2 separate regions of the Homo sapiens genome follow, and region 2 is linked to region 1. Evidence: chromatin loops called from intact Hi-C (ENCODE). Cell type or tissue: breast epithelium. All regions are shown on one strand. Links, peaks and the distances in the headings refer to the core of each region. The heading gives the core; the rest is flanking DNA. Region 1 has its middle 28 kb from the start of DOCK9-DT. Region 2 has its middle 7.8 kb from the start of DOCK9.

Evidence for each region. A loop is a pair of places that touch in the nucleus more often than their neighbours do. Peaks named below come from ENCODE experiments on the same cell type or tissue, not always from the same donor. Only the 100,000 strongest peaks of a DNase experiment are listed, where the experiment ranks them.
Region 2: it touches region 1 in a loop (4-fold over the local background); 1 of 110 quality-filtered maps calls a loop at or near these places.

Annotation. Positions count from the first base shown.
Region 1 is chr13:99,110,566-99,119,461 of GRCh38, reverse strand. No RefSeq gene overlaps it. Among named protein-coding and RNA genes, the nearest start is that of DOCK9-DT, 28 kb to the right of the region's middle. In breast epithelium, for the core only: no CTCF peak of the experiment used is centred there; no DNase peak of the experiment used is centred there.
Region 2 is chr13:98,981,858-98,989,857 of GRCh38, reverse strand. It overlaps a transcript of DOCK9 not described here. Among named protein-coding and RNA genes, the nearest start is that of DOCK9, 7.8 kb to the right of the region's middle. In breast epithelium, for the core only: no CTCF peak of the experiment used is centred there; no DNase peak of the experiment used is centred there; H3K27ac peaks cover 800 bases.

The sequences.
Region 1 (8,896 bases), core at 473-8,472:
TCCCAGAGAGATGGTCAGACATGAAAAGAGATACTTCTTTCTTCTGGGTTCATACAGCTCTTCAACTCTTTCTCACGGCAATTTTTGCATATGGCTTGATTTACAAATACTGGTATACCTGTTTTTACAATAGCATTGTAGCCTTCAAGGGCAGAGACAAGATATAACTCCATCACTCATAATGCTTAGCACTGCGATACTGAATAAATATCTATTTGCTCTGTGCATATAGGCATTCAAAGGAAATCCCTGGCAGCTCTGCTCCAGGTCAAGAAATATACCAAGGACACTGCATGCAGATTCACCCAATGAAAGGGACTTCCTCTCCATTTGTTTTATGAATTATCAAGAATCACCCAATGCAAAGCATTTTGTTCATTAATTGGAGTCTGGGGAGCCTTGGCCCTCCAGGTCATTGTCCTATCAACAAGCCATTCCTGGTATCAGCCCTTTCTGGGCAGCTACTGTCCTTAACCTCCCCTAATTCTAGAATGCTCCTTAGTGACTTGCTTGATCAAGATCATGTGGTTTTGAGACCTCGAATGCTAGGTCATAATAAGGGAGGAGAACATCTCTCATATTGTCTTATGCCCAATTTCTGCCTCCAAAGAAAGAAAAAGTAAAAACTAAAAGGCAGAAATGGAATCCACAAGCAGACAGCCCGGCGACACACCCTGGGCCTGGTAGTTAAAGATGGACCCCTGACCTAATCGGTTATGCTATCTACAGATTACAGACATTGTATAGAAAAGCACTGTGAAAATCCCTATCCTGCTTTGTTCTGATCTAATTACCGGTGCATGCAGCCCCCAGTCACGTACCCCCTGCTTGCTCAATTGTCACGACCCTCTCATGCGCACCCCCTTAGAGTTGTAAACCCTTAAAAGGGACAGGAATTGCTTACTCGGAGAGCTCAGCTCTTGAGACAGGAGTCTTGCTGATGCCCCCGGCCGAATAAACCCCTTCCTTCTTTAACTCAGTGTCTGAGGAGTTTTGTCTGCGGCTCGTCCTGCTACAATAAGAATTCTTGCAGCTGCCATCTGGAGTTCTGGGAACACTCACGGCCTTGAGCTGCCAGTTGGAAGTCCAACTACCCTGAGATCACCCTGCTCAAGAAACACATGAAGAGTCCCTGAAATTGCGTGAAGAATGAGATGCCTGGCCACCTCCCAGAGCACCTTCTAGAAGGTTGAGTGTCAAAAGATCTAAAGCCACCTTTAATCTGCTAAAACACATCATTTCAAAAATATCAAGATGATGCCTGACGTATAATACAAAGGAAAATAAAAGTTAAGTAATTTATAATAATACATATTTCAATATTTTGATGCCTCAGGCAAAACACAAAGTAGTAGTCATAAAGAATTCTGGCTGGGCGAATATTTTTTAAAAAATTTTTGCATTTATTTTCTTTTAAAATATTTTGTATTTTAATAGCTTTTCGGGTATATCGCGCCTGTAATCCTAGCTCTTTGGGAGGCTGAGGCGGGCTGCCACCTGAAGTCAGGGATTCGAGACCAGCCTCGCCAAAATGGTGAAACCCTGTTTCTACGAAAAATACAAAAATTAGCAGGGCGTGGTAGCACACACCTGTAATCCCAGCTACTCGGGAGGCTGAGGCAGGAGAATTGCTTTAATCTAGGAGGCGGAGGTTGCAGTAAGCCGAGATGGCACCACTGCACTCCAGCCTAGGCAAAAGAGTGAGACTCCTTTTAAAAAAAAAAGGCTTGGGAGGCTGAGGCGGGTGGATCACTTAAGGTCAGGAGTTCGAGACCAGCCTGGCCAACATGGTGAAACCTTGTCTCTACTAAAAATACAAAAATTGGCCAGGCATAGTGGCTCACGCCTGTAATCCCAGCACTTGAGAGGCCGAGGTGGGCAGATCATGAGATCAGGAGATCAAGACCAACTTGGCTAACACGGTGAAACCCCGTCTCTACTAAAAATACAAAAAATTAGCCAGGCATGGTGGCGGACGCCTGTAGTCCCAGCTACTCAGGAAGTTGAGGCAGGAGAATTGCTTGAACCTGGGAGGCGGAGGTTGCAGTGAGCTGAGATCGTGCCACTGCACTCCAGCCTTGGTGACAGAGTGAGACTCCATCTCAAAAAAATAAATAAATAAAAAAGAACGGGTGTATATTTACAATTTCTAGAAATACAAAGCTACAAATGCAGGCTCAAATGGGAGTGTTTTGCTAGCAACCCAAATGCCATGGATGACACTGCCTTTGGTGACTTTAGAAGATGAAGGCCACAGTTTTGTATAGTTCATAACAAAATAAAATAGAATATTTCCTGATTTTACATGTTAGGTACATTTCTGAAAATTTCAGTCTATATTAAAACAGTGTAAACAAATGCCCTGTGTTTAGGAGTTCTGGACGTGGGTAAGATGGAGAAAGCATATCCTATCCTGTCTTACTCACTGAATGCATTTATAAAATCTGCATGGAATAGCTGTTGGAGGACTCTAAAAAGTAAATAGTAGCAGATGGATTGGTTAAAAAGGCCAGAATTTAGGAATCCCCCTTTCAGTTGCTATAGCCAGAACTAGAGAGCTTTTTTTTTTCTTTTTTTTTTTTCTTTTGTGGGTTTTTTAATTAGAATGTTGAAGGGATAACAGATGTAAAGGCCAAGATAAACAATAAGATGGACAAATTGACACTGCAATTAAATATTGAAATTTATAATGATAATTGAATTAGTTAACCTGATAGCATTTTTAAAAAACTTGTGAGCACAATACTTGCATTATGATAGTTATTCTTTACTTAGCATTATGAAATAAGCTTTTGCTTCTTGATGCCCTAACACTTAAAAAAGCCTAAGTATAAAAAACAAAAATGGAATATGTAGAAAACTTTTCTAATCTCAAGAAGATGATTAAATATCAATTAGATTGAGCTCTAGGTTTTTTTTTTTTCTTTTATTATTATACTTTATGTTTTAGGGTACATGTGCACATTGTGCAGGTTAGTTACATATGTATACATGTGCCATGCTGGTGTGCTGCACCCACTAATTCGTCATCTAGCATTAGGTATATCTCCCAATGCTATCCCTCCCCGCTCCCCCCACCCCACAACAGTCCCCAGAGTGTGATGTTCCCCTTTCTGTGTCCATGTGATCTCATTGTTTAATTCCCACCTATGAGTGAGAATATGCGGTGTTTGGTTTTTTGTTCTTGCGGTAGTTTACTGAGAATGATGGATTTCCAATTTCATCCATGTCCCTACAAAGGACATGAACTCATCATTTTTTATGGCTGCATAGTATTCTGTGGTGTATATGTGCCACATTTTCTTAATCCAGTCTATCATTGTTGGACATTTGGGTTGGTTCCAAGTCTTTGCTATCGTGAATAGTGCCGCAATAAACATACGTGTGCATGTGTCTTTATAGCAGCATGATTTACAGTCCTTTGGGTATATACCCAGTAATGGGATGGCTGGGTCAAATGGTATTTCTAGTTCTAGATCCCTGAGGAATCGCCACACTGACTTCCACAATGGTTGAACTAGTTTACAGTCCCACCAACAGTGTAAAAGTGTTCCTATTTCTCCACATCCCTCCAGCACCTGTTGTTTCCTGACTTTTTAATGATTGCCATTCTAACTGGTGTGAGATGGTATCTCATTGTGGTTTTGATTTGCATTTCTCTGATGGCCAGTGATGATGAGCATTTTTTCATGTGTTTTTTGGCTGCATAAATGTCTTCTTTTGAGAAGTGTCTGTTCATGTCCTTTGCCCACTTTTTGATGGGTTTGTTTGTTTTTTTCTTGTAAATTTGTTTGAGTTCAAGACTAGAGAGCTTTTCTTGGAGCTCAAACCAGAGGAGAGTTTCCTGGTTTTGTTCCTTCCAGTATTGCCCTTTCCAGTATTCCCCAGACCTGGCCCCAGGGCAGTACTAAACCCAGAAGTGGGCCCCACTCATGGAGAGAAAGAGCTTCAGGGAAAGCACTCTAGTTCTGGCTATAACAACTGAGAAGGGGATTCCTAACAGTCAGAGAGTTTAGGGTAAAATATGATTTTTCTTTTCTATTCTATAACTTGCTTTATTTTTCATGGGCACAAGATCTTTAATAACATACAATAAATACCTTTGGCACATTTGCTACAAATATTTCCCCAATGTTTCACTGCCCATCTGACATCGTTTGACATTGTTGAGTAGGCAAATGTTGCACTATAATTTCTTCCACTGATAAGACAGCTTGTTTTGCCCTTTCACAGAGTTTGTTTGATTTTTAAAAAATATTTTTGTATTTTAATAGCTTTTGGGTATAAGTGGTTTTTGGTTACATGGATAAATTGTATAGTGATGAAGTTTGAAATTTTAGTGCACCATCACCTGAGTAGTATACACTGTACCCAATATGTAGTTTTTTATCCTCACTCCCCACCCCTAGTCTCCATGGTTCCTTATATCACTATGTTTGCCTTTGCAGACCCATAGCTTCGCTCCCACTTTCCAGTGAGAATATAGGAAAAAAAAAAAAAAGAAAAAAGAAAAAAAAAAGAATATAGGGTATTTGGTTTTCCATTCCTGAGTTACTTCACTTAGAATAATGGCCTCCAGCTCCATCCAAAAAAGGAGAATTGTTAACAGAGAGTTTGGAGTAAATTGCCATTTTTCTTTTTTTTTTCCCCCTTCTTTTCTTTATTCTCTGGATTCCAAGCCTTCAGGCAATTATGGTCATTTGATTTTCAACAAAGATGCAAAGCCAAGTCAATGGAGAAAGGATAGTTTTAGTAATTGGTGTTGGGAACTTTGGTCATCCATATGCAAAAAAAAAAAAAACACACAAAAAAAACTTTATGATTTGTACCAAAATTAACTCAAAATAAATTATAGATCTAAATGTAAAACACAAAATGGTGAAAATCTTAGATGTGTTACACAAAGACTTATTTTCCATGACATCAAAAACACAAAGTAATTTTTTTTTCTTTGAGATGGAGTCTCGCTCTGTCACCCAGGCTGGGGTATAATGACACGATCTTGGCTCACTGCAAGCTCCATCTCCCTGGTTGAAGCAATTGTCCCGCCTTAGCCTCTCGAGTAGCTGGGATTACAGGCGTGTGCCACCACGCCTGGCTAATTTTTGTACTTTTTAGTAGAGATGGGTTTCACTATGTTGGCCAGACCTGTCTCGAACTCCTGACTTCAGGTGATCTGCCCGCCTCGGCCTTCCAAGGTGCTGGAATTACAGGCGTGAGCCACCGTGCCCAGCTGGAAAAAGTAAATTAGACTTCATCAAAATTAAAAAAATTTGCTCTGCAAAAGGCACCATTTCTTTTTTCTTTTTTCTTTTTGTTTGAGACAGGGTCTCTGTCACCTAGGCTGGAGTGCAGTGGCATCAAAATTAAAAAATTTTTGCTCTGCCGGGCGCGGTGGCTCGCGCCTGTAATCCCAGCACTTTGGGAGGCCGAATCGGGCGGATCACGAGGTCAGGAGATCGAGACCATCCTGGCTAACACGGTGAAACCCTGTCTCTACTAAAAATACAAAAAATTAGCCGGGGGTAGTGGCGGGCGCCTGTAGTCCCAGCTACTTGGGTGGCTGAGGCAGGAGAATGGCGTGAACCCAGGAGGTGGAGCTTGCCGTGAACCAAGATCGCGCCACTGCACTCCAGCCTGGGCGACAGAGCGAAACTCCGTCTCAAAAAAAATTTTTTTTTTTTTCTCTACAAAAGGCACCATTTCTTTTTTCTTTTTGTTTGAGACAAGGTCTCTTTCACCCAGACTGGAGTGCAGTGGTGTGACATTGGCTCACTGCAGCCTCAACCTCCTGGGCTCAGGTTATTCTCTCACCTCTGCCACTGAAGTAGCTGGGACTACAGGCACATGCCACTACACCTGGTTAATTTTTGTATTTTTCGTAGAGGTGAGGTCTCACTTTGTCCCAGGCTGGTCTCTAACTCCTGGGTTCAGGCGATCCTCCCACCTCGGCCTCCCGAAGTGCTGGGATTATAGGTGTGAGCCACATGCCCAGCAAGACACTATTAAGAGAATGAAACGAGGCTAAAGACTTAGAGCAAATAATTTTCAAATTGCATATCCAACAAAGGACTTATATTCAGAATATTAAAAAAAAAAACTCTTCCAAACCGAGGAGTAAGAAAACAAATAACCCAATTTGAAAATGCATAAAAGACTTAACACTCCACTAGAGAGGATATGCAGATGGAAAATAAGCAAGTGAAAAGATGTTCAACAGCATTAGCCATTAAGGAAATGCAAGGGAAAGGCACAATGAGATACCACTACACACCTATTGGGATGGATAAATTTAAAAATACTGTCACTCCTGTGCTGGCAAATATGTGGATCAATTAGAACCCTCATATGTTGCTGGTGGGAATGCAAAATGGTATAGTCACTCCAGAAAATAGTCTAGCAGATTTTTATAAAATTAAACACGCAATTACCATCTGACCCAGCAGTCCCACTCTTAGGCATTTACTCTAGAAAAGTAAATATTTTGGCTCATAAAACCGATATATGTACATTTTACTGTAGCTGTATTCATAATAGGCAAAACCTGGAAATAATCCAAATGCCCTTCAAGGGATGAATGGATAAACCAACTGTGGTACGTCCACGCAATGAACTGTAACTCAGAAATAATAGAAATGAAGCATTCATTCTTGCAATAACTTGTGTGAAACTCAGAGGCATTATGCTGAGTAAAAGAAGCTGCTTTGAAAAGGCTACATACTGTATGATTTCAATATATACAATATTCTCAAAAAGACAAGACCATCGTAAGGGATGGCAGATCAGTCATTGCCAGGTTTGGGGTTTGGGGTCACAGGAGGATGACTGCAGATAGATAAGCAGAGGTGGCGTTTGGTGGTAAGGTAACTGTCCTGTAGCCTAGCTGTGTAAGTAATTACACATACACACATATCTATACATGTGTGAAAACTGAACCCAAAAATGTCATTCTATTGTTAATTTAAAAAATAAGATTGAAAGATACCTTGTGTTTGTATGTAAAACAGGGTTAGAGTCTAGGCTTAGGTAATTTTTTATTTATTTACATTTTTAGATAATTTTTAAACTGTTTTTTTTTTTTTTTTTTTTTTTTTTTTTTTTTTTTTTTTTTTTTTTTACTTACAGGAATGACCAGTGAGAAATTTAAAAGTTGGATAGAATTAAGGGATTGTTGTACTTTCCTGTCTCATTGCAGCATGTGTAGCCAGGGCTGCAGGTAGCATGCATGGGCAGCTGTATTTCAATTGTAAAAGTTCACCTTCTCTGGGCAGACAAATCATAAAAAGGCATCCCCTTTGGATGGAAGATTTCCAACATGGAGCCCTTCACCAAAATGGACGCAACTTTCTTCTTGGCAAGTGGAACTTTCAGCCCCACTCACTCCCTTGCTGAGTGCCTTTGTGTGGTACAAAAATTAACAACTACGTGGAGGGGAGCCCTAAATCTAGCAACCCTGGCTCCTGACTTCAAAATGCCAGCAGCAGCCCCAATCCTTATGTCAAAACAAACAAATAAATTTGACACTCCACGATTTCCCCATATGTCCTTAAGATCTCCCCTTGAGGCCGGGCGCAGTGGCTCATGCCTGTAATCCCAGCACTTTGGGAGGCCAAGGCGGGCAGATCATCTGAGGTCAGGAGTTCGAGAACAACCTGGCCAACATGGTGAAAACCCATTTCTACAAAAAATACAAAAATTAGCCGGGCATGTTGGTGGGCGCCTGTAGTCCCAGCTACTCAGGAGGCTGAGGCAAGAGAATTACTTGAACCCAGGAGGCGGAGGTTGCAGTGAGCCAAGATTACGCCATTGCACTCCAGCCTGGGTGACAAGAGCGAAACTCTATCTCAAAAAAAGAAAAAAAAAAAAGATCTCCGCTTGAGAACAGTATCTTGGTCCAGAGGGTTTTGTACACAACTCGTTAAGTTAGAAAGCTGTTCCTTGAATTAACTCATTTTAAGCTTTTTTTTGTAGATAACTTGTGCTTTATGTGTAAAACACCAAGCCCAGGGCCTGGCATATAGTGTGCTTTTGATATATGGAATTTGTAAAAGCTATAGCAGGAGCAAACTGAGATTTCCTATAGGCAAATGCCATCACCTTAATGAATAAACAGAATTTTAGGCCAATAGAAGATATCGTTTTGAGTAGGAAAAGAGGAGTGGGGAAGGAACCACTGGACTCTCCCACAAATCACATTCCTCACCTTCCATAGTGGTGGTCCTACCACCTTGGGAAATCTTTTTCTCCTCTCTTCCAGAAGCTGCTATTGTATATCATCTTCAAAGGTCAACTAATCTTTGATAATTGCAGATAATTAAGAGTTGGATATATTAGGTCCAATGGTTGATTTTGATTATTCATTTTTAATGCTGAAAAATGAAAGTATTTCTCTATTTAATAAGTTCATTGCTATGGCAACCCCAACGAAGTAATCACAACCTTGTAAATCAATAATAATAAGGTGTATGTAAAATACACATTTATATAATTATATTTGTTCCATATAATTATATATAATTATACCTTAGATTTAAGTATTCCTTTTATTTGATAATGTGTGTTTTATGGAAAACTACATACTTTATTCGTGAGATGGGAACGCTCCCTGGATGGCTGAATGGGAGTGAGAGGAAATATTCTACCCTAGGATCCCCTAAAGTGCCTTCAGATGTGTTTTATAGCATTCATTATGCTTTAAGAAAGGTTCACTAGACACGAATAGCAATAGAAACTGTGTTGCACATTTCCCTCCTGCATTTTTACACCACAGAAATGTGGATCTGTCTTAAAAGTGATAGCATGATAATCATTATTGACAGAGAGACCATGATAATGGTCATTGCCTGTGAACATATGACCTTGGTTGTTATTCATAGTTGAATAACTGGACAACGGA
Region 2 (8,000 bases), core at 1-8,000, 130 kb after region 1:
GAGGGGGAATGGTGATTCTAAGACTTTGTATAGCATGAACCCTATATAAAATTTTCTTTTTTCTAAAAAAGTCAGTTAAATAGAAAATGATCAGTCATTAATGAGTCAACGTCTACCATGGCATTTGGAATAAGGCTAAGGTGTGTGTTCTGTCCTGTGGAGGATGGTAAACTTTTGGCTTCAATCTCTACCCCACTCCACCTCTCACTTTCAGCCAAATACCCTCATATGTGTCATATCTGTGCAGAGATATTTCTGGGAACCCATTCGTGTTTCCTTGTCTTGGATCTGTGTTTAAACATTGTGGGTGTTCTTCCTGTATCTTAAGTTATATTAAGATCAGTGATTCCGAAACATGGGTGGGTAAAAGCCTGCAGCATAGGTCTCACCTGGGAAGTTGTGCAAAATTCAGATCCTTGAGGCTCAGTTCAGGATTCCGATTCAGAAGTTCTGGGTGAGGTCCTGGAATCTGTATTATCATTATTATTATTATTATTATTATTATTATTATCATCATCATCATCATCATCATCATCATCATTATTATTAATTTTCAAGCTCCCAAAATGACTTGAGGCAGAACTAGGTTTGGCAACCCTTACAAGACAGGGGTCTTGGCTTCACCTCACTTTTGCTGGAGTACCAAGGAGGAAAATATTCTTTGGGATGGAATATTCTGGAGGGTCTCATGAAAGAGGAGAACCTTCCAAGGTGAGTAGGCATTTGACAGGTTAAGATCAGGAAGAGGTGGGCGAACATTGCAGATTGACAGCATTTCTGGAGACATGAGGTGAGGCTTCAGGAGGCAACACAGTGTTCTTACTGCAAAGGTTTGAGGCAGGGAGTGGTGAGGAAGGGCCAGGGTGTGTCAGCCCTGAAGACAGTGGCTGAAGGGTGGCCCCGGGCCAGTGGTTGCCGTTCAGCACATGGGGATGCCGTCCTACCCTGGGAGCGAGATCTCCAGATTCCTTCCCCACTTCTTTCACGGGGGAATTAATGTGGGAGGAGGAATCCCTGCTCTTGCATCTGCATTTCCTCTTTTCCTCCCTCTGTTCAATACTTTTCAACCATGAGGAGCTTCATTTATGTGTGCACAAGAAAATAAAATAAAAAAGGTTTCAATACAGTAGGGTTTGGGTCCTCTGCCCAGATTGCCCTGTATTACTTATCTTCTAAAGAAGAAGAACGTTGAGCTTCAGTTTTAAGTCTTTATAGTAACAGTGGATGGTATTTGAAGATCTGGTCACTTGTACCTTTAAAAATGGGTGTTGATTTTGTCTGTCTGGTCAAGGAATGTAAAAATTACCTCTAAAGAATCTGTTTAAAGTAGTTCTGCCACGTGACAGCTCTGACCTTGAACCGGTTCTTTAACTTCTGTGTCTCGCTGTCCTCCTTTGTAAAATAAGAGACCTGTCTCAGGGTGGACGGAGGACCAGATACAGTGCTTATCCCAGTACCACTGGAACTTGAGGCAAAAGAAAATAACTTGGAATACTGTTCCTATCTTTATTTCAAGTTTTGACTGTTTATCATGGCTTTTGGAAGGTATTATTTTTAAATTTAAGTATTTCATTAAAATAGTATCTCAGTTACTGAGTTTTTAGTGCTCTTGTATATTTTGTTCCCGAAATGAATACCTCGCTCACCTGCCTCTGGTCCCAGCTCTGAAGGAGGCACCCTGTAAGCATTTGCTACTTTCCTGGACATTATTTTAAAATACTTCCCAAGTGGTAATAAATAACTTAAAAATTTTTTTTAAAGTGCCTAAAGTAATTGATACTTTTAAAGGAAAATTTTAAATATACAGATAAGTAGAAAGAAGGGAAAATAAAAGCCATTTGTTTCACATTTCTGACACACTACTGTTAACATTAAATTTTTTTAATGTTTTTATTTTTTAAATTTAAAAAAAATTTTATATGCTGTTATCTTTTAATACTTTCAGGCCTTGGACAACTCTCCAATATTTTTTGTGGCTCTCCCAAAGGAGATATATGCTCAAAAAGGAGACAAAATTATGTTTGAAACAAAACTTAAAAATATTTGGATCTATTATTTACCAGTTATGTTAATTTTGGAACATAACTCCAAAGCATAGTAACTATGTGAACTTTTGATAAGCTATTTAATTCATAAGAGCATCGAGGGTTAAATTGAACTGAATTGAATAAGGATGTATGTCAAGTGTGTGTGCAGGGGTCCCTTAAATGTTTTTCTTGCTCACCTGTGGCAGTTATAATAAAAAAGTATTGACTTCTAGCTTTAGGTCTTGGCAAAGCCTAAATGGAAGAGCGTGTCTGGAGAGTTCTTAAATGCTTATGTAACATCGTAAACCTCACTTGTTTTGTATTTAACCTCCTGTTTTTGAAACGACAGAAGGGCTTAAGACCTAGCTCTTTGTAGATGGGCCAGTGGAATGTTCATATCCACCAATGTTCAAGTTTTCAGAGTTTGATTAAACGTCTCGCTGTCTTTTTTAACCACACTTTTCTTAGAAGAGTTTTTTTCTTTGTTCAGGAGGGGAAGATGAAACCCGTTGTGTTACATGTATAATTCTTTTTAAAATTTTATGTTGACAAATAATTGTATATATTTATGGGATACAATGTGATGTTTTGATACGTGTTTACATTGTGGAATGATTATATCAAGCTAATATTTATCACCTGACACTTTAATCAATTTTTTTGTGATGAGAACATTTAAAATCAAATCTTTAAGCAATTTGAAAGTTATTTGGAAATGTAACAGAAACCCATTGATGGTGGTGGTGGTGGTGGCGGTGGTGGTGGTGAAGATGGTGATGGTGCTGCAGTGACCTTTGGTCTTTTAATAAAGCTGCTGAACAGTCTAAGATTACTTCTAAGTTATATGATGTGTGCTTTGATTTGACAGCAGAGAGAAGGGAGGCTTTGATGGCCTTCCTTAGCATTCACCCTCCTCACCTGCCATGTTTATATCTCCAACTCTAGTCACCTTTATTTGTAGCATATCTACCTGTGAATAAGTTTAATTTAGTTTACTTACATATTTTACAAGCACCCAGGGGGAAAAGTTTGACTTCTTAGGACGTGTGGCCCAGGAATAACAACGTGTGAGCCCCTAAAACTATCTGGCAGTGTTTTCTATTTCTTGGCGGTCTCTTAAGTTCACATAGGAAATCAGTTACAATGAGCTTGGAGGAAATAGAAGGCCCTCCTCTAGGCAGCAGGATGAGAAAGGGATACATCATCTTTGCTGCTGATGATATTATTTTATGGAAGGGATATAACCTATTGCTTTTTAGAAGAGGGGACTTCCAGATGATTGTTGGGGAGCTGTTATTACTATACACGGTCATTGTCTTCTAAATGCAAACTAAATTCAGCCAGAAGTGCTAGGGGAAATGCTACAATTCCCTTTGTAAAGTTTCTGGTGGACTTTACCCTTGTAACCTGAGAGTGTGTTCCTTTTTGCAGAAGTACGAGTCTAGAGTTGGCCTGGCGGCCTGTCCCCTCCACCCCCGATGCTAGATAGCTAATTGCTGTGAACTGTGACACTGCGACTCCTGCCAGCTTGGTCCATCTCCATCACCTATAAATTGAGATGGTCCACCAGCTTTGCACCTTGTAAGCACTGAAGGAACTTGCTTTAAGTAAGTTTAACATACAAATATAAGGTCTACAAAACCAATGAACTTGAAGGGCGGCAATTTGTGTTTTCCGCTAGGTTGCTTTGGGAGCTGGACAGGGAGAAGTGAACAAAAGAACATTTGTCTTTTAGTTATACTTGAATGATGCATTTTATTTAGAAAGGAAAACTTGAGCGCTTTTTAAAAAGTTTTGATCATGTTTTTCACGAAGAATACATTCTCTGGCCCTTAACCTCAGCATTTGTGATGTAGTGAGGAAAGTGAGAAAATTCTAGCTTGTGAACTCCTGTGATAAATCATACCAAAGTGAGGCACCTTCATCATTTATTCTAGAAGCAAGCATTTATGGATTGCCTACTGTGTACACAATACTGTGCCGGGCGTGGGGTGGGGTAGGGGGATAGCCCCCTGCCCTCCTCACCAGCGCTCAAAGCTGAGGAAGGGAGATAAAACAGTTACAGATCACGCGAAACAAGATTGAGGCCAGGTTTTGGTAACCCATACCAGGAGTTTAGTTTCCTGAGAAAAATCCCAGGCACATTATGTTTCTCTTGGCTTTGTAAGTTTCCATCTCTAAAATAAATTATTGACATTAGCTAACTGAATTATTGTTATCACGATCAAAATAAATTGATAGTTTACAGAAAAACCGTTGGTGTCCAGAGCTTAACAGCCCCATTTCCAAACTGAGAGGATCCTGAGCCTTCAGTAAATTCATTCAATGTATATTTTCTCAGCACCTGTAGTGTTTTAGGACCTGGGAACACAGCAATGAACAAAACAGGCAAAAATGCTGCCCTCGTGGAGCTTTCTACCTGCGGGTAGGGAAGGTTAGACAGACATTAAATAAGAAAAGTAGAATAGGATGCCAGATGGTGATAGAGCCTATGGAAAAATGAAGGCCGGGAAATGGGGGAGGATGTTACAGGTGGGGGTGGGGCTGTCTTTAATGAGAAGCTTCTTAAACCTTCCATGGCTGCAGACAGAGCCTTCTCTAAACAGTGGGATGTGTCCTTCGTCAGCCTGACTCTCCCATCTTAGCTTCCTCATCTGGAAACAGAGGTTTCTTTAGGGACTGCCCCCTGCTGTGCCAGTGCTGTGGGTTTTCCCAGAGCTGAGAGCGCAGGCCCCACCCCCCCAACTGCCCACCCCCCTGCCCCCATAGTCTTCTTCACTGATAGCACGTTATAGTTCTGTTATGTTCTTGTTGTCTGCTGGCTCCTTGGCTCAGCCCCTGCTCTGTTGGAAATGAGAATCTGACATGTTTAGAAAGATACCCACTTTTTTGTCTTTGTGTTTTTCTTTTGTATATAGTAGGTCAGTGCATTCCATTGAGTGGTTTGTTTTTCCCCAGATATTATCAATAAGGAAAGTTCTCATACTTAATATTATAGATATATAGAGCTGGAAAGATTTTTTTGGTGTAAGTCCTTCATTTTACAGGTAAAGTCTGTGGGGCCCAGAGAGGTGAAGTGACTTTTTCTAATGTCACACAGCTGTTGTGGGGCATAGTGAGTGGCTAGAACCCCAGCATGAGCTTCCTCTATACCATTATCTCATAATCCAGCTCACTGATTTCTGACTAAAGAAGTGATGAAAGCTTTTGCAGAAAACTTGCAGAATATAGAAGACTTTAGAGAGAAAAAGAATCACTAATAGTACCATGTACCAGAGGTAATCAGTAGTTACATTCTGTTGTATTTTTTTTAGTCTTGTGTGTGTGATAGTGTGAGCATTTTCTCAATGTCCTTTAAAGTTCTTAGAAAACAGTTTTTATTGGTTATGTTATTTGCCCTGTTTTGGAGATACAACTATTGAATTCGAGTTGTCCAACTGGCATTAGGCTTCAAATGATCCATTTACTGACTTGTGTCAACAAATGAGTAGACTGTGCACATGTTGACACTGCTGATTGGCATCCACTGGTTGTTTGTTTACCTCATGCCTGATGTTTAAATTCCTGTTGTTACCCCTCCTTAAATAGAATGTGAACCTGCCCATGGGAAGAGATTTGTACCACAGAACTTTGGTTGGCTCTCTAGCTCCTCACTCCAGGCCTCGGTCTCCTTGTTCTATGAGTGAAGGACCTTCCAATGGTCCCTTTTCTGAGAACTAGGTGAACTCCCTTGGCCTTTCTTTAGGAAACTCACAGACATACAATTTCATATGTAATTTTAGAGGGTTTGTGGACCACCTTCCCTAACATTCAGCCTTGGATTCTGGGCTAAGAGACACTAGACTAGGTGATAATGTGGATTACATTTCTGTGACTATTTGATTAAATCTGTAATGATAAAAAATAATTGAGGAGGCCGGGCACAGTGGCTCACACCTGTAATCACAGCACTTTGGGAGGCCGAGGTGGGTGGATCACCTGAGGTCAGGAGTTCGAGACCAGCCTGGCCTACATGGTGAAACTCTGTCTCTACTGAAAATACAAAAATTACCCACCCGTGGTGGTGGGCACCTGTAATCCCAACTACTCGGGAGGCTGAGGATGGAGAATCACTTGAACCCAGGAGGCAGAGGTTGCAGTGAGCCGAGGTCATGCCACTGCACTCCAGCCTGGGTGACAGAGTGAGACTCCATCTCAAAAAAAAAAATAATAATAATAATAATTGAGGAGGGCATGAGACTTTATATCAGATGTATCTTTTCCTATATTAACTCTTCTAAGAGGCCCTAAGGGTTGTGGTCGAGAAACTGTCTCCCCCTCCCACCACTGGCTGCCACCACATCTTCTCTTGCTGTATGTAGCTTTCTCTCCTCCCTCGCTGGCTCTTTCCTGCCTCACTCCCTGAATCAGTTGTCTGCAGTGCCGTTCTGCTCTCTGTTTTGCTGCCTGTCTTGCTGTCTTCCATGCTTTTGTCTTTCTCAGAAGGCAGATCATTTTCGGGCCCCTTTTCTTTGGCCAGCAAGCTGACCAGCAACAGTATACTGCGGAAAATCTTTAGTCATTTGTTTTCTTTTGCATTTTTTCTTAATTTCTACTTATTGTTTCTACTTCCCCAGAACAAGAGAAAAGGAATGATAACTTTGGAGTATACACAAGTACATGTATATAAGTAATATAGGTGTACATATGTGTGTGTATGCATATTTTTCTTTTGCCTTTGTTATAAGTATCCTTCTGATATGCCAAGAACCCCTAATAAAGACAGTAAATAACTTCTGTTAGGTTGAGATAATTGATTTATTCCTCGTATTGTTATTCCTCAGATGGTTATTAGCTATGGTTAGCTACAGTATCTACAGTTTCAAAATTTATATAGATTTATTGCTAAAAACACGTTTATTTGTACATTTTAAAACTTTAGTTTTACTGTTTTCAAATACACTTCGTCTCAAAAAACGTCTAGCAAATTTTGCAGAATAAAATTTTCTTACCCGGGAGAAAGGAACATTTTTATTTTTAGTAGTAGTGAAAATTGTTGGGTTTTGATTTATGAATAAACTATTGTTGGGTTTTTATTTTCAAGCAATTGAAAGCTTCTGCCTTAATTTGGGCCCTTAACAAATGAAAATGTTTGCATATTTTTACAAATACACCATTTCACTTTAGGGCCAAAGATGACAAACCTGCTATCAGCATTCAGTTCAGCAAATACATCGTGAGTGCTTTTAGTCCCTAAGGCCACTCAAAGGTGGTTAAGATACAGTCCCTGCCCTCAGTGAATTAACAGTCTCACTAAAGGGTTCTTCTACCGGGGCAAACTTAATAAAAGGTAAACTCTGAAAAGCTCCATAATAGAGGTAAAAAGTAGGCTCAGAGGGTTAACTGAGAAGGAGCCAATTCATTCTGGCTGGAGGGGTTCTTGGGGAAGATGGTATTTAAACTGGGTCTTGGGCATGGGTAGCAGTTCCCTCTACAGAGAGAGTCACTCCTTCCACTAATCAGAGTGTGATGGAAGTCCATCTTATGGGTGGAAGAGGAAGATGGAGTTTTGCATTTAAAGTTAGCTTTCCTTTGAGTCACAAATTGCCCTTGGAACATTTCTTAAATTTCCTGTGAGGTTTTCATGGTTTTGAGTACCCGAGCTGTATAATAAATTTGTGTACATATTAAAATTTGAGACCTGAACCCCATTACAGAAGCATTCATTCCATCCTGCTTCTGAAGCCTTCCTCTTCCCCACAGGGTTTACAACATTTTTAACAGTGAAACTCTATACCTTTCATACGTGTTCATAGATATGTTTGTTGTGGGTTAAACAAGCTGGTGTGTGAAGGAACTCAAGGTTAGTAGATGGTAGGAGCTCAGTGCAGGTTTGTGAAAGTTGAATCGGGGGTCGGACATACACCTTGTTGTTTGAAATGTTGGAAAGGAAAATGTGGCCACCTACTTCCTGTCCTGGTAAAATGGCATTTC